2 separate regions of the Homo sapiens genome follow, and region 2 is linked to region 1. A link is a loop called in an ENCODE intact Hi-C map of the cell type or tissue named here. Cell type or tissue: endothelial cell of umbilical vein. All regions are shown on one strand.

Region 1 (2,500 bases):
ATTCTCTGGTGCTGGGCTGTTGTGGGCACTGCAGGATGTGTGCCAGCATCTCTGGCCTTACCCACTAAATGCCAGGAACCCCAGTCTCCCAGTTGTGCCAAGCAAACATGTCTCCAGGCATTGCCAAATGTCCCCTGGGGGACACCATCACCCGCCCCCCCAGTTGAGTCACTGATTATATAACAATCATCTTGGTTACCTGTGTCCAGAAATGGTTCCATTCATGTTACAAGAGAGGCTAATTTTAATGCTAGTGTCACCAAATGAAAAACAAAGATTGCTCATTTCTGAGTGAGATAAATTTTCCTTCTTGTCTCTGCAAGCCTGAGACTTCTGAGCTGCTCTGCCTGGCTCATAAAGCAGAGGTCTGTAGTTTTAAGGATCTGTTTTTCCAAATACACAGGGGACCAGAGCTCTAATCCTAAATAAGAGAGAAGCCAGCCAGGAGGAAGTATCTTGTAGTGTGCTGGCTCACGGCTGCTGCCTCTTCCTAAAATTATGGTGTGCTTAGAATACATTTTGAATTGGCCCCTTCACATTTTGTGGAACAGAACCCATGGGAAGGGGAGGAAAATAAGTAAAAGTGTAAGGCTGGAAGAGGAGACCTGGAGACGAAGGAAGTGAGTGGCTCTGAGTTTTCTAAGTTTGGGAGAGAAATTGGTCTACATTTTTAAAAAATCTGAATTTTAATCACCCAGGCACAAATGCAACGTGCTTAAAGCATGACAGCCATTCACTGATTCCAAGGATGATGTTGTTTTGTGATGCGCATCCAGACACGGGAATTAAGCGCTAAAATGAACCAAACGCAGACTGGCAGGTTTATCCACACAGTGGACGCTTTGGGAATACCCTGCCTGTCTTTGGAGTGGAAGATTAGGACATGAGAAAAACCTGAATTTTCAAAATGGACGCATCTACACAAATCAAGGAAGTCCCAGTTGAGAAAAGTGCCCCCCGTCCACACACGAAATCTAAACAGTGACTTTTTTTAATACAAGTCAAATAAGTGTCTAAAGTTTACGTCTTTACATAAAGCCATGAAATAAAACACCAAGAAATAACCTCACCCTGTCCCCATTCCAACTCCTGAGCCTGGGGAGGGTCCCCTTAGGGATCTTTGCAATTTACCCTTCCTTTGATGCCCCTAAACCAGCAAGACAGGAATGAACAAGAACAACATCTAATCTCCTCCAGTGCTTGTGGATTTGCATTATTTAAATATATGAGAAACACCCATAATTGAGTAATTATTCTAGCATTTAAAGAATGCCAAACAATGAACCATTTCTTCTTCAGACCTAATCCGGCCCATTTCCGTTTTCCTCTTAGCACAATGTGTAGAATTACCCAATGTGTCGCTTCCTAGAACACTTGATTGTTTATACAAGGTAGGCAAGACTTCTCTGGCGGTGTTTATTTTTCTCATTTTACACTTGATGATTGTAGCCTTTACAGATTTTCCTTTTCTAGACGCTTATCAAGTACTGAATGTGTATGGATCCAATTTTGCACTTTCCTTTTTACAAATAAAGCTTATCCTTTAGGCGAGGGCTGGGGAGAGAAGGCAGAATCTGATAGTAAAAATCTTCAGACTCTGTCCTTGTTGGAGTTACTCCTTAACCATCATTTTAAGGAAAGTATTCTGCAAGTTAGAGATCAGTGCATTGTAACAGCTTCAGAAAGGGGATTTCCCAGAGGGTCTGGGAGGAGAACAAAAGCATTTGCATCTCCTTTCCCCAGAGACTAAGTGGATTTTTCCTGAGCTGCTTTTCCATGTGAAGTCTTGGTGGGAGGATGGAGCACTACACAATGTTCGTGCTTTTGCTGTTGGCCCGGCTGTGGTTTTAATGCGGAGGAAATAAAGAATGTAGAATTGTGCATTCAGTTAGGACTCAAGACTCCTTCGCCCTGCAGTGTTTTGTGTGTGTGTGTGGTTTTTAGTCCGATGTGGAAAGCCCCACTTGACTGTAAGAAAGACAGGCCTTATTCTAACAATTCACACACACACACACGCACACACACGCACACACACACACACAAAGAGAGAGAGAGACAGAGAGAGAGAGAGAGAGAGAGAGAGATCGATCCCAATTTATGGCAAAGCTGGGAAGTCAAGAGTCCCTTCACACCCCTACCAATTTCTCTTCCTTTCCATCTCCATTCACAAGTCTTTAGGGACCATCAGCAAACGCCTGGGGCTAACATTGCACACAAGTGGAAAAGGACTAATGGTGTAATAAAGAGGTCTTGGTCACCCCAAGCGCTGGCCTCTTCCTCTCTGGTTCAGCTCCTTTTAGGAAGACAAATGCAATAGCCCCACTTCTGTTCTCTCAGGCAGAGAGTGTCCAGAGGCAGTGGCTGGGCATGTGGATGAAGTTTTCTCAGTGAGGGTCTCCAATCTCTCTTCTCTGGCATGCTGTGTCACACTTCTTTTGCCTCTATTAATGTGCAAATGAAAGTAGGAATGCCTCTAGATGTTTTGGTGATTAAATGAGCT
Region 2 (2,500 bases), 270 kb before region 1:
TGTCTTTACTAAAAATACAAAAATTATCCAGGCATGGTGGTGCACGTCTGTAATCCCAGCTATCCGGGAGGCTGGTGCACGAGAATCCCTTGGACTCAGGAGGCAGAGATTGCAGTGAGGCAAGATCACTGCACTCCAGCCTGGGTGACAGAGCAAGACTCCGTCTCAAAATAACTAAATAAATAAATTCCCAATTTTATTTGAATGCTCCTAGTTCAGAAACTATATTTTTAAAAGCTCATTTTCTCTGTTATAAAAATAGAGGTGCAGTGGCTCACAACTGTAATCTTAGCACTTTGGGAGGCTGAGGCAGGTGGATCACCTGAGGTCAGGAGTTCGAGGCCAGCCTGGCCAACATGGTGAAACCCCATCTCTACTAAAAATGCAAAAATTAGCTGGCTGTGGTGGCAGATGCCTATAATCCCAGCTACTCGGGAGGCTGAGGCAGGAGAATCGCTTGAACCTGGGAGGCGGAGGTTTCAGTGAGCCGAGATCACGTCAATTCACTCCAGCCTGGGCAAAAGAGCGAAACCCCATCTCAAAAAAATAAAAATAGTGCACGCTTGTTAAAATATTGAAAAAAATTTAATTTCTTCTTATAGACAAGTTAGAAAATATTTAAAAGTTTAGAGAAGTATGAATGACCCATGGTCCGTCCACCCAGAGGTAACCACTGTTAACATCTTAGTGTATTTCTTTTCAGTCTTTTTTCTATAAGTCATTTCCATCAGCTCAAATCACTATTTTTGATGAGATTTTGTCTTAAAATGCTATATTTAACACACTATATTTAAATGTAGATATGCGCCAGGCGTGGTGGCTCACGCCTGTAATCCCGGCACTTTGGGAGGCCAAGGTGGGTGGATCACCCGAGGTCAGGAGTTTAAGACCAGCCTGGCCAACATAGTGAAACCCCGTCTCTACTAAAAATACAAAAAAAAGTAGCCGGGCGTGGTGGCGCTTGCCTGTAGTCCCAGCTACTCAGGAGGCTGAGGCAGGAGAATCACTTGAACATGGGCAGCAGAGGTTGCAGTGAGCCGAGATCACGCCACTGCACTCCAGCCTGGGGTGACAGAGCGAGACTCCGTCTCAATGAAAACAAAAAGTGTAGATATGAAGAGAATGGTCCGAAGAATCACAATAATTTCCTATTACCAATGATAGAGTACTCTCAACAATGTTTTTAAAAAGTTCAACAATCAACAGGTGATCTTCAAAGGACCTCTCAGTTAAGGCAAATTTCCTTATTCCCATTCTCCCCTTGAGAGATCTCTGGCAGCCTGAGGAGGTGGGAGGCTCACTCCAGGACACACTTCCTTGAGGGGAAAGTAGGGGCTGGACTGCAGGTCTCCAGCCCCAGCCTAGAAGTCTTTCCCAGACATGTTGCCAACGACTTCATTACTCTTATCCTTTTCTAACCATTGACCTTGACTCATTTCCTGTGCTCCACTTCCTGTTTCCTGCCCATCTGAGAAAAAACATCAGCCAAGTGCATTATGGGGCTGGAGCCGCCTCAGTACAGACTCAGTCCCTTCCCCCTCCCTTCTCTTCTCCTTCTGTTCCTCTCACACCTCCACAGTCGTCCAAGGGCACTCCTGCAGCCGACCCAGGAGAAGCCCAGTACAGAAGTGAAAAGTCAACTAGTCCTGGCACTGAGCTAACAAACGATGGTACAGAACTTGTGCGGGCAGAGGCCTGCACATTTTCATTTATTGAACCTGCTTACTTTCTGCAGCTGTGTTCTGCTGATGTCTCTGGAGGATGACAAATGAGGTCAACTGTCCTGGAGAATTCCAGGACAACATGTGTCACTGTCTGAGCCCGAGGCATGGGGCCGCTCCCAGTGGCCGTGTACCCAGAGAGCTTCCCTAGTATTTACCTGCAGTCACTGTCTTTTGGAACAGGATGGGGTTCGCCACGAGAACCAGCAGCAGGGGCAGGTACATGGTGACATAGTGGGGGATGGCGTGGTCCAGGCCCCGCTCACACCTGAGAGAGGAAAACCAAAGTCATTCTTCTCAAAAGCAAAGTTTTGGCTAAAAGACATCTACTTATCTGGAAGTCAAGATAAGAGGATGAGAACAAAAAGGGAAATGCATAAATCTGCTGCTGACTGCCCAAAGGAAATGTGAGTCATTTCTCATGTCTGGAACAAGCCATAAATTGCAGGAGAGTAAGGGAGATCAACCATGTTTCTGTCTCAGAAATGGGAGGACCCCTAAGGCATTCCACTGGAGGAAGCTTTTAAAGGTTCCTGCTGGGAAAAGATCGGAAAGAAAAACACCCTGGGATGGGGGATTCCCTGCACTGGGTCTCAAGGAAAAAACGCAATTCAAGTAGAGACAAAGGCACTCCATTAAATAGTGAGGTTTTGAGTACTTACTACATGGTTTTGGGCAATAACATGAATAAAATCTTGTCCCTGGGCTTGAACAACTCAAAATATGCCAGCTGCATATTTCAGAGGAAATGTGTTCTCATGGTTATGGATAACAATAGT

What was found. Hi-C counts contacts between places; a loop is a spot of excess contacts. Peaks named below come from ENCODE experiments on the same cell type or tissue, not always from the same donor. Only the 100,000 strongest peaks of a DNase experiment are listed, where the experiment ranks them.
Region 2: it touches region 1 in a loop (9-fold over the local background); 1 of 110 quality-filtered maps calls a loop at or near these places.

The regions. Positions count from the first base shown.
Region 1 is chrX:10,009,581-10,012,080 of GRCh38, forward strand. No RefSeq gene overlaps it. Among named protein-coding and RNA genes, the nearest start is that of WWC3, 4.4 kb to the right of the region's middle. In endothelial cell of umbilical vein, no CTCF peak of the experiment used is centred here; a DNase peak (open chromatin) is centred at 1,341; H3K27ac peaks cover 2,500 bases.
Region 2 is chrX:9,744,165-9,746,664 of GRCh38, forward strand. GPR143 (G protein-coupled receptor 143) reads right to left here. Exons shown (of 9, transcript NM_000273.3): 5 at 1,880-1,989. Among named protein-coding and RNA genes, the nearest start is that of GPR143, 20 kb to the right of the region's middle. In endothelial cell of umbilical vein, no CTCF peak of the experiment used is centred here; DNase peaks (open chromatin) are centred at 1,447 and 2,217; H3K27ac peaks cover 2,345 bases.